2 separate regions of the Homo sapiens genome follow, and region 2 is linked to region 1. The links are chromatin contacts, found by Hi-C or POLR2A ChIA-PET in ENCODE. All regions are on one chromosome and are shown on one strand. The core of a region is the stretch at or near the end of the contact, and the rest is flanking DNA. Distances in the headings are between cores, read along the strand shown. Region 1 overlaps CUEDC1 (CUE domain containing 1). Region 2 has its middle 39 kb from the start of MRPS23.

Region 1 (3,539 bases), core at 474-2,973:
CGTCCACATCCCTCTGGTTGCACACATGCCCTGTCCAACATCCTCCAGCCCTCACCTGAGGCTCACACCTCCTAATGGAACCTGGTTGCGAGCCAAAATCCAACGGACAGGTCAGAGCCATTGCTGCAGGGGACACAGCAGTAGCCTAAAAACTATTTTTCCCCCACGCCACAGACCACCTCATACCTTCATCTACAACCTGAACAGTCCTGAAAACAAATCTGCAGACTGTGGAACAGCCTATACGTCAATTCCCAAACTCAACCCTCTCCCTGCACCAGCAGCCTCAGGGTGGACCTGCCCCGCTGTGGGGCACCTTGGGGCATGCCAACATCTAGCAAGAAGCAGCCTCTGGCCCTTTCCCAAGGGAGGAAGGGGGGTGCTCTGGCCCTCCACCATTGGCCACCCCATGCCCGCCTCTCTCCAGCCTGAGGTGACTGCTGCAGCAGACAGCCTCCTTAGGCTGTCACCTTCCCTGGATAGAACAGGAAACCTCCAGGCCCAGGCAGGAAGTGAGGCTTTCAGTTCAGCATTCCTGCCCTACGAACCCAGGGCAACAGAAATAGCTCAGCCTGGGTTTAAACATCAGGAAGTAAAACTGGCTGGCACAAATTGTGTGGGCAAAGAGAGATGCTGGACAAGCAGGTGGGAGTGGAAGGCGGGGGCGGCCCCTGTTACCTGTATGCTGTCCAGCTGCTGGGGCAGGATGCGGAGAAAGTCATCCGGAAGGTTGCCCAGCAGTGGTGGGTTCCAGTTCCGATAGCGTCTCTGGCTTGTAGGGGCTCCAGAGCCCAGCGCGTCGATACTAGGGGATGGCAGGTGACAGGGAAGAGGAAGTCATTAAGCCCAACCCCAGGTCTCCTGGCCCCATCACACCAGGTCCTCAGGCAGGTCGGATCCTGCTCAGAGATTCCCATGGCCTCCACTGCCTCCAGAACAAAGGCCCGTCACTCTGTCTCATCACTGGAGATGTCTCCACCAGCCTCAGCGAACTCCCCAGCCATTCATGCTCTCCAGTCACTCAGTGCCCTTCCAGGTCTCTGGACCTACAGAGCTGTCTGTCCACGGTGCACATGTGGAACTCTGTGGATTTAGCCATAGATGTTTACAAATGTCCCCTAAAGACAGCAGGGATCGCATCCTTTCATGCTTCTATCCTAGCACCTACACAGTGCCAGGCTCATGGTGCTGAGTGACAGGTATGGTCCAAAGGAACAGACACATAAGCCACCAACAGCACAGCCTGCTGCATGCTGGTTTGCTGAGGAAGGGGCATATGGGGACGCCAGGATCCCTACAGAGGGTAAAGCAGATCTGAGCTCCAGTTCTGGCTCAACCACCAGCCGGCAGGGTAGTCTTAGGTGGGCCCCTGTTCCCTCTAGGGCTCGGTTTCCTTATCTAGAAACTGCTGCCTCCCTGCCCAGGTGCTGGGGAGCCCCTCAGGAGGCCGTGTCCTGAGCAATGTTCTGAAAACGTGCGTGGAGATGTGAGTGTGGAAGGGATCTCGCTCTCAGGGTGCTCTGGGGCCGCTCTTTCCAGGCCCGTTGTGTGTGTGGCAGGAGCTCTGTGCCATGGCAGAGCCAACAGCTGGGCAAGGCAGTAGAGGAAGAGGGGGTGGCACACACCCTCCCTGACCCCCAGGCTCCCGCCCTACCGCCCTGGGCCTGAGGGCAGCTCGGAGCCCGGCCAGGAGGTCCCCACAGCTCCATGGCAGCCTGCAGCGTGGCAACCGCAGGACACGTGTTCCGCTGAATCAGGAAAACGGCACACTGAGAAGGCAGCCGAGGGCCGGGCGGTGGGGGCTGCTCTAGCTCTCGGGCCTGGCTTTGATTTGGTCTTCAGCTCTAGGAATCCCGCCCGCCCCCTCACTGGAGGGGAGCTTTTCCGGGCTGCCGCTGACTATGGAAATAACTTCCTTTCCTTTTCTATTTCGGGCGGGTGGCCGGCGGCGGGGGCGAGGGGAAGGGGCGGGGGCGGCAGCAGAAGGGATAACCAGCTGCTAAGTGCCTGGTGGGAGCTCAGCTCTTGCAGACTGGAGCCAAGGGAACCCCAGCACGCCTCGTCCACCCTCTCCCTGCACAGACACAGGGGGAGAGGGAATGGTCTGGAGAGCAGCTTGCATCACAACCCGGGACTCCCATTCCTAGGCCAAATTTTTTTCTACATCACTGCCACCTTCTGTCACTGTTGGAGGCTTCATTTTTCTCCAAAGGCCAGAGATGGGGAGAGAGGAAGCCTCATCTCTAAGGGACTCGCAGACCACCCCAGGCTACAGCAGGGAGGGACCCTCGCCAGGGGTATTACCAGTTCTTGAGGTCTCAGGGTCTTCATCTGGGACATGGGTGCCCACCCCCAATTTAACCACACCTCGGAGCCACCCAGGAAAGCAGTGGAGGGAGAACCTCAGAGGTGCACCTGGACCCCTCTAGCCATGAAGACTCCAAGTGGAGAAGGGCACAAGGTGGAGGAGGCCCCTGTTCTCAGCTGAGTTTCCTTGCTGCTAGGCCTGTGGTCCTGAAGGAAGGCCAGGCCCAGCCCCCTCCCGGCCCCTTGGCTGGCACTGGTAGAGATGAGGTCAGCCCACAGCTGCGTGAGCCAGGGCACAGGCAGCCCAGGCAACTCCATTGTGGTCGGAAAGGAATGTCAGAAATGAGCTGAGACGCAAATAAAAAAAAAAACTTCCAAGGCTGTAATTTTAACGGAAAAACAGCAGGCGGCCTGTGTGGAAGGGTCCCCGGGGTTTCAGAGACTGTCTTTCAGACAGATGGAGGGAAGGACAGACTGGGGGAGGGGAAGGAGGGAGAAGCTGGGGAGGATTTCCCAGCCCAGAGCCTCTGCCTCTGGACCCCAAAACTGCAACTTCAAGCCCCATCGGACCCCCAGGTTTACCCATGGAACATCAGACCTGATGGAAAGGGATTTCAGACTCAGGACTTCCAGGTAAAATTTTTGGTAAGAACTGGACATTGAGGTCCAGAGGGGGTTCAAGCCATGTCCCAGGACACACACATCATCCAGGCAAAACCTGGGCCCAGGGATTGTGACATTTGAAGCATGCTCCCCGGGGTGGCCCTGCCTCTCTGTGCCCTAGGAGGCCAATACCCACGCTCCCAAACTCTGCCCCATCTGCAGGTTCTCGGCACCCCAGTGACTGGAGGTAGCAGATGGGGGCCAGGCCATTCCCCCACTCAAATCTGATCTCCCTCAGCAGCCAAAGGAAGATTCCTAAAACACGAACCTGATCGTGTCGCTCTCCAGGTTAAGGCCCTTGAATGGCTCCCCGCTGTCTGCAAGAGAAGACGGAAGCTCCCTGGAGGGCCACAGGGCCTTTGATCTGCTTGCCTTTCCAGCCTCACCCGCCGTTAGGTACTTCCAGGAGGTCTCCAGATGAGCCCTCTTTCCTGCCTCCAGGCCTCTGCAAGTGCTCCTTCCTTTGCCTGAGCGCCTCCCTGTCCTCTGCTTCTCCACATTACTGCCAATGTGGCCTTCAGGTCACAGCCTGGACATCAGTTTCTCCTGGCAGCCTTCCCTGCCCCCGT
Region 2 (3,539 bases), core at 388-2,887, 64 kb before region 1:
ACATCTCTCCCAGAAAACAAAAACCGAACTCCATCCATATACCCATTGCTTGTAGCCGTGTGCTTCAAGTCAGTTTGCTCTTTAGCACAGACTTTGATTTCGCTATTATAAATAACACTATAGCCAGCCAGGTGCAGTGACTCACACCTGTAATCCCAGCACTTTGGGAGGCTGAAGCGGTGGATCTCTTGAGGTCGGGAGTTTGAGACCAGCCTGGCCAACATGGGGAAACCCCGTCTCTACTAACAGTACAAAAAAATTAGCCAGGCACAGTGGTGGGCGCCTGTAATCCCAGTTACTCAGGAGTCTGAGGCAGGAGAATCACTTGAACCTTGGGAGGTGGAGGTTGCAGTGAGCTGAGATCACGCCACTGCACTCCAGCCTGGGCAACACAGTGAGACACCATTTCAAAAATAAATAAATAAATAAAACTAGAGCAAGCATCTTTCCTCTGTTTTTGATGAAATTTGTTTATCCTAAATGAAATTAATGAGTCAAAAATGACGCACATTTTGTGTGGCTCTTCACTCATTTAGCCAGCTTACTTTCCACAGAGTTTGCACTAATCTACACACTCACTCACAACGTGGGAGAGCACCACCCTCTGCCACAACTGGGCCCGGCAGGGGACACATGCACAGTCCCCTCCTTGCACATTCAACTTTTTCCTGCTCCAATATCGACTGCATAACTTCAGGCTCAAGTGGGGCCCTCCACAGTAAGCAGAGATCCTAAACACTGCGTTGTGGTAGAAAAAGTGATTTCTCTGTAGCCACAAGGAACATTCTTTAGGGATAATGCTGGTCCAGGAGGGAGGAGTCTGAACATCCCTAGTTTATTTTATCAGCAATTGCAATGAGAGGGTTTTGTTTGTTTGTTTGTTTGTTTGTTGGAGTTGCAAGAGATGATCTGCCTGTTCAGGGAGCTGGTCATCTTCCACTGCCCTCAAATAGAAAGCCTGGAAATTGTACCTGACTGACCCAAAAGAAAAAGCTGGTTTATTTAAAAGTCTGGTTCCTTTATCCCCTTTGCAATACAGTGGTAGGTTTTTGGTTTGTTTTGTTGGTGGTGTTTTTGTTTGTTATTTTGTTTGTGTTTTTAACGAGTTCTTTGGTGACTATGCTAAAAAGACCATCATGGAAGCAAGAACATCAATAATTTTTTCACCCACTTCCAGCCCCCAGGACAGAGACAGACCTGGAGGCTTCATCGTCCCTTAGGACTGACTATCTTCCTTGCTTCAGGGAAGAAAAAAATCGTATGACAATGTTGCTTGCCTTGGCTTGCCTGTGGGTGTGGGGGATACAGTCCAGGCACGGAGAGGCACCCGAGTAGGAGCAGGATAAAAGGGCCTCCCAGAGATTTAGGCTCAGAGACTCCAGGGAGATTGGGCAGTCGCTGTCCCAGACGCTATCATGAGCTCTCAGCCTGATGCTTCCATGTGAAATGGGGCCAATCAGATCTAGCCCTAGGACGACAGTCCCCCCCTGCACCCAGAGGCACAGTCTGGGACTCTGGCAGGCCTAAAGTAACTAGGTTTTGCCTGCACATGTTTGATCCAAAGAGTGGAAAAAGCCTTTGGACTCCGGAGGTCTTCACTGGGGTCCTGGCCGCTCTCCAGACTTTCCTCGTGACCGGGGGCCTTCGGTTCCCTGGGCCTCGGGTTCTCTCTCTGTGAAGTGGCCAAACAATCCTGCCTCCCAGGGAGCGAGCACGCGGCTTGTCCGGGGAGAAAAGAGCAACAAATATTTATAAATCCATCACTGAGGTGGCGCTGAAACAGCTGACGGAGCGAAGCCTGACCCAGTCGGGTCCCGGGCCCTCCACGGGGGTCTGCGTCCTCCCGCTGCCTCCCACCCACCCCTGACAGGGCGGGGCAGACCTCTCGGGCAACTTCCCAGACTATGAATTTCCTTTGGCACTTTGAGGCTCCCCCAGGAGGATTCATGAGACCGCAGCAGGAAATGAGGAACATATTTTTAAATCAGAAGGGGGAAGCAATGTCTTTCTGTCAGATAAGTGGCCTGGATCCAGGGCTGAGAGACTGTGGCGCATTTCTCCTCGCAGACAGCAGGTGCTCTTCGAGATGTGGTTATGGCAACAAAATAAATGATGGATAATTGCTTTTGTGACAACTTGCCAATTAAATTAGACTCAGCAGAATAACATAATGACAATTTGTTATGCTCCGATGGGCACTAACATACCGATCATAATTAAATGCTATGACTGAAATAGAATACCGCTCAACGCAGGAATATACAACCCCAATTCCCTCTCTGTGAAACTTTATAGGTTGAGGCTTGATTTTAATTTCAGGAAGATAATGGCATTAGCTCATATCCGAGTGGGTTTGTGGAGAGGCCTGTGGTGAGGGGAGATGGGCCTGAGCAGGAAGGCGATGCCTGTAAGGAAACACCCGGGGGGCTGAACTCCAAGGTCAAGGGGAAGGGCTGAGGAGCCCTGTCGTGAAAATAGTGCTTGCTGGTCTGGGAAATGGAGGCAAAGGAGGAGCAGAGCAGGGAAATGGAGGCAAAGGAGGAGGCCCTCGCCCATGGTCTGCAGTGACAGGGCCCGTGCTGTGAACAACTCCAGGCCTCCACGCTGAATGTGTGGGGCATGTCCTTGAACAAGGAGCCCAGACTCACAGGTGATGTTAAAGAGGAGCTTAGGGGCGACTTGGTGCTAGGCATGTACAGCAAGTAGTAGAAGTGAGAAGTCCACTCAGTCTGCAGATGCCCTGCCTTCCCCTGCCCCTGGTGACAGCTGATTGGGCCAGAAGTGAATAGCTGACCCAAGGTGGGCCAATCAAATTCTTCCTCTGGAAACTTTGCAGGTGAGCTACTGAGCTAATTCTATAAAACAGTCATACATGTACAGATTGATGTGTAAGCACTTCCCTATATTATAATATACATACAGGACACGCACATATAAAAGCTGCAACTCGACTGTCAAAAACTTGACCTAAACGTGATATTCTAGGTATTGATTGTGTATTCAAGTTTTAATATATTTGTTGATGAATTCCCAAACCATTCCATAAAAGATTTGAGGTGGCTTTTGAAAAAATCAAGTAAGAATAATTCTGTTTGCTGTTTTTAGAGTTTAAAAGGGGTTTCTATATAGACAAAAAGGATAGTTGGTGAGGTCTCTCTCTCTTTTTTTTTTCTTTTTTTCTTTCTTTTTTTTTTTTTTTTGACAGAGTCTCGCTCTGTTGCCCGGGCTGGAGTGCAGTGGTGCAGTCATAGCTCACTGCAGCCTCGAATTCCTGAGCTCCAGTGATCCTCCCACCTCAGGCTCCCAAGTAGCTGGGACTATGGACGCGCACCACCAGACCTGGCTAACTTTTGTATTTTTTTGTAAAGACAGGGTTTCACCATGTTGCTCAGGCTGGTCTCGAATTCCTGGGCTCAAACAATGCACCTGCCTTGGCCCCCCAAATTGCTGAGATTGCAGGCGTGAGTCACCTCACCCAGCCTCTCACTTTCTTGCTTACAAATCTCAATTTTTTAAAAAACAAAGTAATGCAAAAATAA

The links. Hi-C counts contacts between places; a loop is a spot of excess contacts on that map. ChIA-PET counts read pairs that join two places held with the same protein, here RNA polymerase II (POLR2A). Pooled maps may share reads with other maps.
Region 2: a loop to region 1 is called in a pooled map, with 2.2 times the contacts of the local background. The contact joins two enhancer-like sites. A Hi-C loop is called at or near these places in 1 of 50 pooled maps. POLR2A ChIA-PET finds 5 or more read pairs at or near these places in 4 of 52 experiments (Caco-2, HEK293, T-cell and 1 more).

Annotation. Positions count from the first base shown.
Region 1 is chr17:57,872,913-57,876,451 of GRCh38, forward strand. It overlaps CUEDC1 (CUE domain containing 1), which reads right to left. Exons shown (of 11, transcript NM_001271875.2): 4 at 679-805. Among named protein-coding and RNA genes, the nearest start is that of MRPS23, 25 kb to the left of the region's middle. RefSeq lists enhancers at 852-1,492, 1,493-2,134, 2,776-3,417, 3,418-3,539. Within about 2 kb of position 1,724, at least 32 of the 41 ENCODE cell types and tissues checked have a DNase peak (open chromatin) inside an H3K27ac peak, as active enhancers do.
Region 2 is chr17:57,809,379-57,812,917 of GRCh38, forward strand. No RefSeq gene overlaps it. Among named protein-coding and RNA genes, the nearest start is that of MRPS23, 39 kb to the right of the region's middle. RefSeq lists an enhancer at 1,249-2,135. Within about 2 kb of position 1,638, at least 16 of the 41 ENCODE cell types and tissues checked have a DNase peak (open chromatin) inside an H3K27ac peak, as active enhancers do.